3 separate regions of the Homo sapiens genome follow, and all the other regions are linked to region 1. Evidence: read pairs that join two places in POLR2A ChIA-PET (ENCODE). Cell type or tissue: MCF 10A. All regions are shown on one strand. Region 1 overlaps LOC124905026 (a long non-coding RNA gene). Region 2 has its middle 11 kb from the start of LINC01679. Region 3 holds the start of LINC01679 (long intergenic non-protein coding RNA 1679).

What was found. Peaks named below come from ENCODE experiments on the same cell type or tissue, not always from the same donor. Only the 100,000 strongest peaks of a DNase experiment are listed, where the experiment ranks them.
Region 2: POLR2A ChIA-PET joins it to region 1 with 11 read pairs; 2 of 35 experiments call an interaction of 5 or more read pairs at or near these places.
Region 3: POLR2A ChIA-PET joins it to region 1 with 10 read pairs; 3 of 35 experiments call an interaction of 5 or more read pairs at or near these places.

The regions. Positions count from the first base shown.
Region 1 is chr21:43,309,780-43,312,279 of GRCh38, forward strand. LOC124905026 (a long non-coding RNA gene) reads right to left here. Exons shown (of 2, transcript XR_007067887.1): 2 at 1,266-2,098. Among named protein-coding and RNA genes, the nearest start is that of LINC00322, 21 kb to the right of the region's middle. RefSeq lists enhancers at 1,255-1,755, 1,756-2,256. In MCF 10A, no CTCF peak of the experiment used is centred here; no DNase peak of the experiment used is centred here.
Region 2 is chr21:43,372,207-43,374,706 of GRCh38, forward strand. No RefSeq gene overlaps it. Among named protein-coding and RNA genes, the nearest start is that of LINC01679, 11 kb to the left of the region's middle. RefSeq lists an enhancer at 1,086-1,586. In MCF 10A, no CTCF peak of the experiment used is centred here; a DNase peak (open chromatin) is centred at 1,025.
Region 3 is chr21:43,360,614-43,363,113 of GRCh38, forward strand. It overlaps LINC01679 (long intergenic non-protein coding RNA 1679), which reads right to left and starts at 1,736. Exons shown (of 2, transcript NR_131902.1): 1 at 279-1,736. RefSeq lists enhancers at 1-212, 996-1,145 and a silencer at 1,826-1,975. In MCF 10A, no CTCF peak of the experiment used is centred here; a DNase peak (open chromatin) is centred at 1,288.

The sequences.
Region 1 (2,500 bases):
GCGCACTGGCAGAGGGTCAGGAGTTGTGCCACCTTGCTAGGGAGGAAGGAGGGTGTGTTTCCATGATATGCCAGCGGTCGGTCCTCTTAAAAGGGTGTGTATTCTCTTGCTGACTGTTTAGAATTGGCAAGATGTGGTAATAATAGTTGGTTTTACTATCATTTTTAGATTCTTTACAGGCATCACACTCCCTGATTGTCTTGTTCCCTCCTATTACACTACACACCTGCTATACCACTGATCATAGCTATAGATGCCTAGGACTGTAACTGATACAACAACAAAGCTACAAATGGCTCCAGGCCCGGATAGTTTCACAGGCCATTCCACCACACTGTTAAGGAACAGATAATATTTAAATGGATGCAAAGCATAAATAAGGAAAGAAAATTTCTAAATTCTCTTTATGAAGCTACCATAAGAATGATGCCAAAACCCAAAGAGACAAGCACAGAAAGAAAATCATAAGCCAATCTTATGAATGAACACCAACACAAAAATGTGAATTAAATTGTCTAAAAACTGTAAGCCATGACCTAGGAGACTTGAAGATGGTTTGATATTAGGAAATATCTTAAAATAGGTCTTCACATTCATAGAGCCTATAAAATTGCAGTAGTTGGGACATGGACCCCCTAGTCGGACAGCAAAGAAATTAGGCAGAGGAACCAAAAATGGATCCAAACACACCCACCTAGTTAGGACATAGGAGAGGTGATTTTTGCCTATCAGTGTGATGAATTCCAGTTGTTCAGAAGACACCAACTGAATTACAACTAAATAGTTTTCTAGAAAAAAATAAAATTGCATTTCTACTTTATTCCCTAAGGCCTCCATATGTTACAGCTACAGCAGATATTTTTATAAAGTTGGAAACCATAAACATACTAGAAGAAAACAGAGAGCCATTTCCTTTACTAGTTTTAGAAGGAGAAGATCTTCTGAAATAGAACACAAACTCAGAAGCCATAAACATGGATTAAAAGAAATAATAATAAAGTTAAAAATGTTTGCCTGGTGAAAAACACAACCACCATAAACAAAGACAGGTGAGAAATGAAATAGTATCTGCAATGCAAGGCACAGGAAAAGCTTCATTTGGTTCATACATAAAGAAGTTCTAGAAATCAATGCAATGAAGACCAACAAAGTGATAGAAAATGGGCGAAGTACAAAAACAGTTCACAAAACAGAAATGTGAAGGCTGTTAAACATATGGAAAGATACACACACTAATGGGAAAAAAGAAAGAATGCAAGTTAAAATCAGAATGTAAGACTGTTTTTAATCTATCCGACAGCCAAAGACAAAAGCATGAGAACCCTCTGTCAGTGAGGAGTAGGAGAGAGGCTCCTAACCGATTACTGGTGTGAGCAACTTGTGATGCCTTCTTTGAAATAGGTATAGAAACGTAGAGTGCACACACCCAGCAGCTCTGCAGATAGGTGCACACAAGTGCTAAATAACATATGCACAAGTCTACTGACACAGCTTTACCTGCAAGTTGTCAAAAGCTGGAAACTGCTCCAACATGCCCAGATAAGAGTCTGGAGAAATAAATCATGCTACACCCAGACAGTGGGATTCGTGTCAGGCAGCTGTTAAAAAGCGGGAGGTGGCTTTATGTGCAGCAATGCACAAATTACTGCTTAAAGCAGGAAGCCAGGTGCAGCATGCAGAACACTCCCTGGGCAGCAGCACCTCTGGAGAGGTGCGTGAGTGCCTGGGGCTGCCATAACCAAGCACCACAAACCGCCTGGCTTAAAACCTATCCTCTCACAGTGCTGGGGCCAGAAGTCCAAAGTCACAGTGGCAGCTGCACCACGCCTCCTCTGAGGCCTCCCAGGGAGAACCCGTTGCTTATTCCAGCTCCTGGTGGCTCCAGGTGGCCTCTGCCTCCATCTTCACATGACTCCTCCCTGTGTGTATCTTCTCCCCCTCTCTTCTAAGAACACTGTCATTGGATCCGGGCCCGCTCCAATTCAGGATGACCTCACCAGAAGGTCCTTAATGACATCTGCACAGATCTTTTTTCCAAATTCAGTCACATTTATAGGTTCTGGGTGGATGCATCTTTTAGGGGCTCACTATTGTCTCCCTAAAAGAAAGAAGCGGAGGCAAAATTAATCTAAGTGGAGAGTTTATTTGGGCCAAGCTTGAGGATTGCAATAGATTCCATTTGCCCTGGATCTACACTCTGATGAGCAGCAGTTCACGTGGCTTGTAAAGGAAAGTGGGGGTCAGGGAGTCGGCTGATACCAAGTTTTCTATCAGGAATTCTCATTAGTTTACAGAAATAGCATTGATGAGTGATTGGCTGTATGTTGTTAAGATATAGGGTGTGGGTTACGGTGTCCAGTGGGGCATTACTGGGTTAATCCGTAGCTACTTGTGGCAACAGGAAGCAGTTTCCAGACATGAACACACAGCTCAAAGCAGGGAGCAGGGTGTGACCACTGTCTCATTTTAAGGTCTCTCTGCGCCTGATAATTAAAAGCAC
Region 2 (2,500 bases), 62 kb after region 1:
CATCAGCGTCCCTCAAACAACTTCTTGAGATGGGGTGTGTGAGGCTCACTACACGTAAGAAACATAATGAATAAAACACAAAGGCCATTACAACCCACTTAATAATTCAGGGACTATGAAGATAGCTGGCGTCTATGAATTAGAAAATAAGGGAATTCTTCTGGGTGTGGAGGTAGGGGAAGAGGTTTCTGCGTATTCATTCCGCCCCCTGCCATGTGGGTATCTATTGCACCGGGCTGGAGGTCTGGGTCTCAGGGCTTGGGGAGCTGTTCCTGCACCTCTGCCTGTCCCCACCACCAGGCAACAAGGTCAGTGTGGCCCACCAGGGAACCACACCAGGGCCAGCAGCTCCAGGCCCCATCTCCCTGACCCCCTGGCCAGACCTCGGGAGATGAGAGAGACCCAGGCCTAGCCAGGGCGGGAGGTGGGGAGGGGTTGGGGGATCATTCAGGGCACAAGGGGAGGAGGAGAGAGCATTCTGGGGAACGGGGTCTGGGGAGGGAACCAGGACAGAGAGGCATGGTGACAGCTGGAGGTGAGTCTGGCAGGGACCCCTCAGAGGACAGCAGTGGTGTTTACCCCCACAGTGCGGGCAGCCTGTGGTGAATGACAGCAGTGGGGCTTACACCCACAGTGCGGGCAGCCTGTGGTGAATGACAGCAGTGGGGCTTACACCCACAGTGCGGGCAGCCTGTGGTGAATGAGTGTGTCTGGGCCTCCCCCGGGGGCTTCGGCACCCGCTTCCCTGTTTCACCTTGTCTATCTGAGCATCGGTAGGAAGATGGCAATACCTCTGCTGAATTTCATCCTCTGAAAGGCGGAAACCAAACCCTCAGAGCCAGGTGAAGCCAAAAAGAAGGGACCCCTGACGGCTAGAAAGAGCGGCCCCAGAGCCGCACCGTGGGATGAGCCAATGGCACGTCCCGGTCGCCGGCCGGGTGTGGTGCTGCCCGGAGCCACAGAGCTGCCAGGGCTTGCACACGTCTCTGGCCATGACGCATGTTTTGGTCAGGACCAGGCCTGGAATTTGGTTCTCACTTTACTGAGAAACCTGGCAGCTTCTCAGGCCACCGCCCAGGTCACCTGCTCACCAGCAACGTGAACCACAGGAACGGAGGCTGTGCGGGAGGCGGCTCTGCTCTGTGCTGGGCCCCCCTCCTCCTCACTCACCCTCTTCAGTCAAAGAAAAAACGAAATGGGGCCGCATAAGAGTAATGCAAAAGTCAACGTTTCTGGATTTTCAAGTTTTCCAGACAGAGCTGGAAACCTGGGTTTCATGTCAACTCTCCCACGTGGTCAAGAGTTGAAGTCCTGGCCTGGCCACTCATCAGCCTGGGACAAGCTCCAGACTTGCTCCAATTAGGTTTAAGAGCCTTGACAAATGGTGGTGTTTGCTGGGGACGGAAGTGGTTGGGGGAGGAGGGGCTTTCAGTGAAGATCCGAAGTTCCTGTGAGATGTATCCAAGGACTGATGCCCGTGAGATGCCAGGACCCTGGGGCTCCGTCGTCCTCAGGCCTGGGCCCACAGGGCTCTGCACCAGACCTTGGAGCCCCTGGCCCAGCACACCCCACTAGCGGGGCCCCTGACCCTGCCCCACCCAGGCTCAGGACCCACTGACCGTCTGCTGGGGCCAGTCCCTCAGCCACATCTTCCAGCCCGGCCACCTGGCCCCTGCTCGGGCCAAGCGTTCAGACTACAAAGGTGTTTGCTGTTTGTCTGAAATTCAAACTGAGCCGGGCATTTGTGGTGTCTTCTCTGTCACCCCATGGAGGACCCCACTGGAGTCTCCGTTCTTAGGATCTGTAGGAGGCCATGACCCAGGCAGCCGCGGCTCACCCCGCATACAGGCAAAAGGAGAAAGCTCCAGCTCCAGCAACCTGAGTTCACCTTGGCCCTCCTGTGCCCAGAGGCAGGGCTCTTACAGTGAAGGGTCTGTGCCTCTTCCCCAGGCAGGCGTGTGTCTTCCTCGGCTTCCTGTGGTCCCTGTCTTGTGCTGGGGACCCCTCACAGGCCTGCTGGCCCTGGGATCCGGCTCTAGTTCAGAGGAGGCTGCCAAAAGGCAACTGGGCTGCTCTGAGCACAGGGTGAATCTAGTCAGGGGATGGGGTTGACAGCTGCTGCCTGGGATGGGGTTGACAGTTGCTGCCTGGGGTCATCTCTCTGGGGGACCCTCCACCACCAGTGTTGCTGAGTGTTTCACTCCTGGTCCCTCCGCTTTTCCCAAGAGGGATGCTCCAGTACTCCAGGGGTTTAAACTTGGCTCAAATTGCACCAGCTCCCAGGAGGACCACCAGCATGTGCAGAGGTCACCCTCTGGCTCCAATGGGGGCTCTTGTCGCCCCGCCACCCTGCCCGCACTCTGCGGTCACCTCTTCAGAGTGACCATCCCCTCTGTTGGAGTGGGCAAAGGAGACGTTGTCCTGGGGCAAGGGGTAAAGGAGACTATCTGGCCTCCTTGCGAAGTGGCCTGCGGCCCCCGCCCACCCAAGCTCCTGAGCA
Region 3 (2,500 bases), 51 kb after region 1:
AGCCTCGGGCAGATGAGCGGGAGGTACCTGGGAGCTGGAGACAGGGCCGCCCCTCGCGAGGACGGGCTTTTCCGCCTCACTTCTGCCTTAGCGGCATTGATACCACGCGCATTCACCTCTCCGTGCCTCGGTTTTCTCACCCATAAAGTGGGGGCTCGCTCTGCCTGCCCAGTTGCTGTCAGATTGGGCCAGGCCTGTACAAGCCCACATGGGGACCCCTGGGTGACTGCGCTCTCCCACCTCCCCTCCCACCCTTCCCGCTGCGGGACTCCACACACCAGGCCCACCGTCACCCCCTGCTCTCAGTCTCCAGGCACAGCCAGGTGTGGGCGGTGCATGGCGGGCCCAGCGGTCAACCGCGGCAAAGGTGGTTCCCAGGTCCCTGTGTAGCGGGGGTCCCGTAGCCCCATTGACTGCAGGTCTTGGCTGGGCCAAGGCCATAGAGCAGCATGGCCAGCACTCCTGTTCCATCCTCTGCATCTCTGCTTCAATTGCAAACAACAGCCACAGTTCACATCTGGATCTGTGTGGTGCCCTTCAGTTTAAAACCCCTGCCCAGAGGCCATCTCCTTTGAAACTTCCCAGGCAGGTGTCAAAACGATCCTCCCTCCACATGTCACAGAAATGCAGCAGCAAGAAGCCCGAGGCCTCCAGGAGGAGCTGCGGGCTGGCCCCACCCACAAGCAGCTGCGGGCTCACAGTCACGGTCCTCTGAGGACAGGCTTGTGCTTCCCACTCCCCGGTGAGCGGGCACCACGGATGTCAGTGCCGTGACTGGCCTTTGTGCTTTGGATAAACTCCATGTGGAATGGAAGGAAAGATGGGAGCATTCTAGAACCTGAGCATTTTGTAGCAAGAGCACTGTTCTCACCGCTGATTTCCAATGTCCAGGGCAGAAAGATGAAGAGATATCGTTTTCCCTTAAATGGGAGTGAAGGACAGAGGCAGCGTGGTGGCCGGTGATGGACAGACCCGTGTCTGCTGGCAGGACACCCCGGCCGCCTCCGTCTCATGGATAGAGCAAGCAGTTTTCTCTATGACGTGGCTTCTTTAGGAGGCAGCTCGGCTGCCCAGATCCCTCCTTATTTTTTAGTTCTCAAGCCCTGTAGGGTGTTTTCGGTCGCAGTTGTTTGGGCTGTGGTCCTGACCCTCCTGAGTTCCAGTGGCTCTGTTCAGGAGAGCTGCCTGGGGCCGGGACTTCTGAAACACACACTGAGCCACAGGCCGGCCCGGCGGCTTGGGTTCACCGCCGCCTCTTTGTGTGTGATGTCCTGGGATAGGCCCGTGCACGTTCAGATGACACTGTACATATAAATAACTTGTAGCCGAGAACAGGATGGGGCGGGGAGGAGGGGAGGGCAGAACGTACCACAGCAGCAGAAGTCACTGTGGATGCCTTCGTAAGTTGCATGGAAGGTTTTTAAACCTAGCCCTGCCGAGCAGCCCTCTCCTGGTCCGGGAGAACGATGGGGAGAGAGCTGGCGTTCAGCTTTCATCACTGGAGCCGTTCCTTCTTCCGGCCCCCCGAGGGCCTGTCCATGATCACACTTTGTCTTGTTTCGGGGGTGGCCCCTGTGACCCCTTAGAGGTGCAAATCCAAGGCAGTAGAAGCCGCCTGCCAGGCCAGTGCCCGCCACTGCTTAATTCAGGCGGAATCACGGCTCAGAGGGTTCCCTCCACTTTCCAAGGGAAACATGTCCACGGGGTATCTCTTCCTGCGTATTTTCTCACGACCCTTCCTTACATCCAAGGCCACGTCTCTCGACACGTTGTCCCCCCTCTGCCGTCACACATGGCGTAATCCGCGCCCCCCCTACCCCCCACATCAGCTGCTCAGCGAGCCGCACTCACAGTCACAGGCCCCGCCGGCGGCAACCCCACCTCCTCCCGCCCAGGCAGGAAACGCTCAGCAGCACCATCTGCTTGGCTCCTCAGCCAGCCGCGCTCCGGGAGCCCTGGGGGCGAGGCGGCCGTGGCGTCCTCCACGTCTGTGTCTCCCCGCACGTCAGCCGCCCCACGCTGTCTCTGGAAGCTTCCGGAGTACCCAGGCCTTCTGCACTCCACGCACTGCATGTGCGCCTGAGCCGCTGTCTCGATTTTACAAAACGGAATCTAGCAGTCCATGCACTCAGGGAGGCGGCTGGCAGGATTTTCTGGCAAACTAAGGGTGTTCTTTCCTGGCCAAAGGAAAAGTCTTTTGGAAAATGAATAATCTCTTCCTAATTTGCTTGACTAGGAAGATGGGTTTTTGCACAGTGGGTTTGTTGAAGGGAGGCAGCTCTTGAAATTTTGTTCATAATCCGACATGACAAGGGTGACCGTATAATCTACCGACCCATCTGAGCCCCTTGAGAAGAAAGGAGAAGGTTGTTAATACACGCACTGGGACCACAGGCATCACTGGGCCTGTCCTGGGCAAACTGATTTATGATGGCCGCCGTTGACCTTCGCTGTGGTCAGCCTAAGTGACCTCAGCGTGCACCTGCCATGATTTCCTGGA